Regions from separate parts of the Homo sapiens genome. Here region 1 is linked to region 2. A link is a loop called in an ENCODE intact Hi-C map of the cell type or tissue named here. Cell type or tissue: PC-3. All regions are shown on one strand. Links, peaks and the distances in the headings refer to the core of each region. The heading gives the core; the rest is flanking DNA.

Region 1 (3,744 bases), core at 774-3,273, 160 kb after region 2:
GGCTGTCCTCAGGGAAGACATGCAGATGAGGTAGTTTTATTGGGCAGGAGAATGAGTAGGGAGGTACTAACTTGTGAGCTTTCAGGATCCAACACTTGTGGCTGGGGAAATTAATGTTTTGTTCCTGAAGGAGGATCTGAGGGTCCCATTAAAGCATCCTCCACAATCTGTTACTTAGAAGTTAGGAAGTGTATGTGCTTAATTCTTTTCATTAGGCAGTGGGATATTAAAATGAAATTACTTAAGATTTATAGTCAGAATATGTCTGTGGAAGTATAGAACTAATTTATTAATGTTTTCATTTCATTAACATATTTTAGTGCTTAAACAATTTCTTAACTTAAAAGTTGGAAGTATCTGACCTTATTAGAAAAAACTTCAGTAAGCGTATTCATTTCTGATAAACAAATAATGTGAGAAAGAATACCCAGAGAGGTTAGTCAAAGGAATGGAAGGAGATAAATGAATGAATGCTATCAATAAGGAAAGTGTCCTAAGAATCAGATGTTAGTCATCTCAGTTGTTGACGGAAAGTCAGGTAGGATAAAGACCAAGGAATACCCACTAGATTCACAACCAAGGGGCTCTGGGTGTTCCTTTTTAGGTGAGGAATTGGGGACAGACTACAACTTGCAAGCAGTGAAGTGACTGAAGGAGTCATAAGGGAGGAAGTGTTTGTGATGATTTGAGCATTTATCAATGCTGAGCAGAAAGAGCTCGTTAAGAGAAAATGGAAATAATAAGAACTCAGAGGTAAAATCTCTCCTCATGGAGGAGCTGGGAAATAGTAAGTTCTGGGAAGAAGGCACAGTATATAAAACTCAAGCAGCTCTTTGTTACCCTGATTAAGCTGTTTTGCTAATTTAAGGGAAGGAAAAGTTAAACAAACACTCTTATTGTTATTGGGTGAGTTTAAGTAAGTTTATTTAGATAATGTCACGGAATGTTAAATGTGTAACATTATTAACACTAAAAAGCCAAACTCACATTGTAGACTTACTCTACTTATTTATTTGTTTGTTTGTTTATATATTCCCAGCTCCATTTAGAAATCTAGATGGAAACTATTGAATTTAGCAGTTCACCTAGAAATAACAAAAACAAAAACATTTTTTAAATGTGCCATTCTAGGATAAGACAGGTACAGTTACAATCCCCAAGCTTTGAGCTGCGTTTCTTAGCTCCACACTATACGTTGCTTTCATTTGTTCATTTATTTATTCAACTTTAATTCAACAAGTATTCTCGAGCACTTATTTTATGTAGACCTTGTTCTAAGTGATGGGTATAGGAGTAAAAAAAAAAAGTCTATTCTTGTGGGGATTCATTATAGTGGGGAAGAGAGACAATAAACAAGATATTTATGTAAAATGTGTAGTATGACATTTGGTGATCAGTGTTCCTAAGGAAGGCCAGGATTTGGGGTCAGGAAGACCTGCAATTTTAAGTTGAGTAGTCAGGGGAAAGCTTTCTGAGAAGATAATTTCTTAGTAAAGACTTAAGGAAGATGAGACTCTTGCTTGGAGCAAAAGCATTCCAAACAGAGGAAAGTGTTTAGATGGAAATATCCCGAGGTGACAGGACGATGTGAAGCCCTCTGAGTACAGTTGATATTTACTTGGTAGGTATTGGTCCAATCTTAGTAGGTGGATGTTAGCATGAATTTCAGTTGGTCAGGGCCTGCATTATACTCCCTGCTAAATTTTAGAATTTCATCATCACAATGAGAATTTTAACCAAAGGGGAAGCATAACCTGACATTTTTTAACAAAATCACTCTTGCTGCATGTTGAGAAGATAGTGAAAACATCAAAAATAAAAGCAAAGAAATGAGGTTATTGCAGTCACCCAGGCAAAAGAGGATTATGGATTGAACTCGGGTGTTAGAAGTGTAGGGGTGAGAAATGGTCACATTCTGGATGTATTTTAAAGGTAAAGGCAACATAAACTGCCCACAGAGAGGATGTGGGTATGAGAGAAAGTGATGAGTCATGAATGCCTCTAAGGGTTTTGGCCCAAGCCACTGGAAGAATGAAGTTGACGTTAACTGAGATGAGAAAGACAACGGGAAAAGTAGGTCTGGGGAAATTATCAGGAGTGTGGACATGTTAAATTTGAGATGCAGATTAGTCATCCAAGTGAGTTCGTGAGTATAAATCTGGGGTTTTTAGGGGATATAGCAAAAATGTTAGAGTCTTCAGTCTGTGGATGGTATTTAAAGCCAAGAAGACTATTTGAAGTTACAAAGGGAATGAGTATAGATAGAAAAGACAAGAGGTCCAGGGACTGAGCCCTGGAGCACTCTAAAATTAAGAGTTAGAGAGGAAGAGGAAGAGCCCGCTAAGAAGGAATGGCTAGAGAAGGAGGAGGGAAATCAAAGAAAATGTGTATTGGAAACCAAGTAAAGAAAATGTTTCACAGAGTAGACAGCATTCAACTCTGTCTAATGCTGCTCATTGGTCAAGTAAGAAGATGACTAAGATTTGACATTTGTATTTAGCAGCGTTTTTGATTTCAAGAATTCCCTTCATTTCCCCCTGTGATCTTGTAAAAAGCAGGCCTGTGCATGTGTCCTTCCATAGTACAGAAATTCTTGCATTTTAATCCCTAATGTTCATTAAGCTTGTGTAGTTTCATTAATTTCAAAATTCAACCTGAATTCCAAATTGTATTAGCAATCATTTTGACAGATATTTAAATGCTGATTTGATCTACAAATTTAATATTGCAAATTATTCAGAATCTGAAAAGCAATACTGTTGTTTTCTTCAATTTGTTCAACTCAGTCCTGCTGACGATGATCTGGAGATATGCTGCAGAGAAGACCAACACCTTTGGAAGAGAAATACCCACATCTTACTTTCTTAATAATAATAATTTCACATTTCTTATTACATCCAAAAATAAGCTCTCATTCTTGTATAAAGAATCCACATAGCACATTTTTCTTTAGAAATTAGATTACTATATATTCTTTATGAAAATAAGGCAAGTGGATAAATACAGCTTTAGCTCAATAGAACGTATGCATCTATTATACCATTCAACAATATTATATAAATAATCACCAACCCAGAGTCTCTGCATCTCCCATTATGTGGCTGTCTTCCTCTCTAATTGCCAGTGTTATTTTCTGGTTACAAGCATTTCAGGTAGAGGATTGTTTTTAGAAGAGCACCAATAGATTTTTATCTAAACCATGAAAGAGGTTTTTACCTACTAGACTTCTGCACTAGCATTGCTGAGATACTGTGTCTGGCCCAAAGACTGGGCACAATTCCAGAAGTTCAGCTTAAAACCTCAGTGGGGAGAGCAGGTACATACAGGCTGCCCCACTGGGAACCTTGAATGCTGAACAGCTGAGGATCAGCCTAATTGATTCCAACCTGAGGTGCAGAGCCTTATTTTATGAGGGCAAAAGAAAAACCATGAGAAATAATTGTATCCAAAACCTTCAGAAAGAACAAATAAACCCTGCATTATTCTATTTATTCTATTGCCCCATTTTACCTAATAAGTTATAAAGTATACAAAAAGTAAAATCATGGCTCCCTTATATAAAGACTCCAACTAAATATGTAATGTGGTCAAAGCCTGGCGAAAGTTTAACAAAATAAAAAAGCAAGCAAACGCAGAGTATATGCTAAATATATTGTCTTGATTCATAGTGTAACTGTCTACTGAATTCCTTCAGTATAGGCTTGATAAGACCTTAAGCACTGCATATCAGCCTGTACTGCAAGA
Region 2 (3,744 bases), core at 638-3,137:
TTCCCTGATTTTAAATAATCCTGTATACTTACATTGATACCTGTGCACTTGATAAGACAGGTACCTTTTCCAATATTTGCAGGTATTTTTTGGTGGTGAGAGAACTTTATTATTTTGTCTAGCCTATAATTGCAGGTAATTCCAGCTAGTAGCAGCTATAGACAGGCAGACTTTGGTGTCAGGTTCTTCCACTGGGCTGGGTCACTTCCTGTGCTCTGAGGTTGAATGGTAATGCTGGCTGAGCTCTGTGGTCTAGTAAGACCACTGAATGGACTCTGCCATCAAATTTGGCTGCTGCCTGGGCTCTGCAAATAATCTCTGGTTGGGCAAAGTTGCAGATTACCACTCTTGGCCTAGTGGAGATGTTGTTGTTTCGAACCTGTAGTTGGGCAAGGCCATGTGCTAAACTCCAAGGCTGAGTGAAGTATCTTGGGTTGCTGCTCGACCACACGGGATGGACAGGGCAGAGGCTATGTGGCACAGATATGCATGAACTTGAGTTTGTTTCCCAGCCTGGCATATGCTTAAGCAGAGCACCGAAGTTTGGTGAAGTCACCACTCAGCAACTGAGGTTGGGCAGAACAAGACACCCTCTCCCCTGGTAATCACTGACCTGCAATTGCCTTCAAGCATGGAGAATATTTACTAAGAAAACCAGGGCTTAGTTGGATCACTTCCTGCCTGCAGTGGCTGGTCAGGGCCAGATGCTGTATCCACTGGTAATATTTGAGTCTGGCTCTGTGGCCCAGGCTGGAGTGCAGTGGCGCGATCTCGGCTCACTGCAAGCTCCGCCTCCCGGGTTCACACCATTCTCCTGCCTCAGCCGCCCAAGTAGCTGGGACTACAAGCGCCCGCCACCATGCCCGGCTAATTTCTTTTGGTATTTTTAGTAGAGACGGGGCTTCACCGCGTTAGCAAGGATGGTCTCGATTTCCTGACCTCGTGATCCGCTCCCCTCGGCCTCCCAAAGTGCTGGGATTACAGGTGTGAGCCACTGTGCCTGGCACAGTTGCTTCTTAACTAAGAAAACCAACGAAAACATCCAGGATGTGTGAGGAAGCTGGCTAGAGATCCAAATCAGGAAGTCCCATGGACTGTGTTTCCTGCAGCATGGCACTGTTGGTTAGTCTCTCTGGTGTGGTACTTCCATTGACCAGAATGCAGAACAACTACCAAGATCCACATGCTAGTTGATGTGAGCCCCAGCCTCATTCTTTGTTTCTAACTGACCTCAGGTAATCTAGCTCTGCCAGTACTACCAGTGTTTCCCATGGGACAAGATGGAGGTGAGCCTCCTGTAGAGTCCCAGAATAGTAGGGAAGCTGAATGTCTACCTCCAAATCACTTTTTCCACAATAGAAATCATAGATATAGGGGCATTCTCCATGTCTGGTGCTGTGCCAGCTTGGGGAGGGGCAGCATGGTCAAAGAACTGTTATTACCATTAAATTACAGCTTTTTTCAGTTATGCGGTCCAAAGAGGTGTCTCAGCCTTATTCCCAGGTTCTGGGATATTCATGATAGTATTTTTGCCTGTGGATAATTGCTAGTTTAATTTTCACTGTAGGGGAAGAGTGAAGCCTAAGAACTCCTATTATGCCAGCTTGCTCTGAGTGCAATTCTTAACTGATACCTCTAGAGGTCAGATTAAAATATATCATTTATGTTGCATTCATATAATGCCTAAGTCAGTTTCTTCAATATTGTATATTCTGATATTTCAAATGATATTTATCAGTTGTATGAATGAATATATTAATTCATTAATGGTGGACTTTCCAAAAAGTCTGAATGGCTTAGGTATAAAAATCATAAAGAAAATTATTCTCGATATCCAAAAAGAGTTTGTACTGTATAAAAAGATGAACAGGCTTAAGGTAGATTAAATTCACTTCTCAGGAACATATTAAAGTGAAACTAAGAATACTTGAGTTACATTATTGTAAGGTGACTGTTGGGGAAGGAAACTACTACATTCTAGATATTTAGGTTACAGAAAAAGTAGCAGCTGAATAGACCACTGTTCTGATCTTGAATGACATTTCCTATGTTGCTTTTATGCTGTTATTAAGATGATGATTCATCTCATTTTTAAAGCCCTCTAATCTTCCCCTGTTATAACTTATTCCAATGTTTAACAGCTAACACTGTCAAGAACATTTTCATTATATCTAACTCACATTCATTGTACTGCTCTTAGAAGACACAGAGAAAAATATATACCTATTCTCTGAATAAAAATTCAAGCAGAGGCCAAAGTTATATTAACTTTCTTAGAAAAAGAGCCAAAAATTATGGTGGGACATTCAGGTGATATGCCTAAGAATTCCCCCCAAATACCTTAAAGAGCATAGGAAATGACTGGAAGAGGAGAACCGATCACCTTAATGATAAACTGATCACAGTATAATTCTACTCTCTTTAATGACTTTCCTTATTAAATTCTCCTTGTGCAAAAAGTATGGTAACGCACTAACATTATCCAATTAAGCATCTATTAACTGCCTAAAATGGATATATGGACTATTACCTTAGAAAATTGGCAGATCTATACTAATTCAGTGTAACTCTATACTCTTGACAACTTTTAAATATGTAATATACAGAATAGATACTTCACTTTATTATGTTTATATGCATATATGCACACACATAAATATATACATGCAGTAACATAAACCCAATGATTTACTCAGAAAACACATGTTAAATGCCCTCAAAACATGCTCAAATATGGAACCCTCTAGTAGGAAATATGCTTGGTTTAAAGAAAAAAACAGGTGTAAATTAATATTATCAGTGTAGTTGGTGCAATTTCATAAAACATTGAAATATATTGGAGAACTCAACAGACCATATCTACAAAAGTAATAGGTTATGAAATGAGTTCTAATTTTGCCTGTAAGAGTGGGAGGCTAATGTACTTTGCGCTGAAAAAGTCATTCTATTGCATGATTACTTTTTAGTTAAGTTAAATATTTAAAGCATGCAGGACACAAACTGGCATGAAGTGGTTACTAAAAATTATTAACTCAATTTTCTGTTAGTACACCATATATATCAAATTATAAGTAGCAAGTGATGATAAGACCTTAATCTTTCTTTAACATCTTTATCATTCTATTTCCCTAATCAAGAGCTTATTTGCTTATTTATTTCTTTTCTAAGATCAAAGTGTTTTGGTCAGAGCCCTCAGCCATTCATTCTGGCTCCTCCCTGGCTAACTAATATTGTCTCTACTCTGTCCTTCAATCCTGTCTTCTTGCTGCCTTCCTGAATGCCATACTAATTTCTACTTCTCCACATGTCTCTAGTTCTCCACATTTTGTTATTTTCCCCATCTAGAACCTGTTCATCAAATCTTAACTTTTACTCTTGCCAAATACAGCTATCATCACAATGGGAGAGCTTTTATTAACTGTCACACTACACAAACTTTTCATCCTAGACTCAATATTTTACTTGTAATCACCACCATATCATTTTTAAAATTTATCTTTAAATACATTCAAATGTTTGGGAAAGTAGAGAAAAGTAGATTAAATTGTTTACAGATCATCAAACATGATTTTTAAAGTTTTCATAAACAGAAGAAAATGGATGAGATACTCAGCCATCCATTCACTTATCAAGTATTGATTGAGTACCGGTTTGTATTCAGTTACTATTGTAGAGACTGGGGATTAAAATATATGTGGAAACCAAGATCTTTGCTTGTGTAAACTTACATCTAATGGGAGGAGA

Evidence for each region. Peaks named below come from ENCODE experiments on the same cell type or tissue, not always from the same donor. Only the 100,000 strongest peaks of a DNase experiment are listed, where the experiment ranks them.
Region 1: it touches region 2 in a loop (5-fold over the local background); 14 of 110 quality-filtered maps call a loop at or near these places.

What each region holds. Positions count from the first base shown.
Region 1 is chr5:84,286,434-84,290,177 of GRCh38, reverse strand. All of the region lies in intron 1 of EDIL3 (EGF like repeats and discoidin domains 3), which reads left to right. Among named protein-coding and RNA genes, the nearest start is that of EDIL3-DT, 94 kb to the left of the region's middle. In PC-3, for the core only: no CTCF peak of the experiment used is centred there; a DNase peak (open chromatin) is centred at 2,017; H3K4me3 peaks cover 248 bases; H3K27ac peaks cover 1,303 bases.
Region 2 is chr5:84,449,118-84,452,861 of GRCh38, reverse strand. No RefSeq gene overlaps it. Among named protein-coding and RNA genes, the nearest start is that of EDIL3, 66 kb to the right of the region's middle. In PC-3, for the core only: a CTCF peak has its summit at 1,658; no DNase peak of the experiment used is centred there.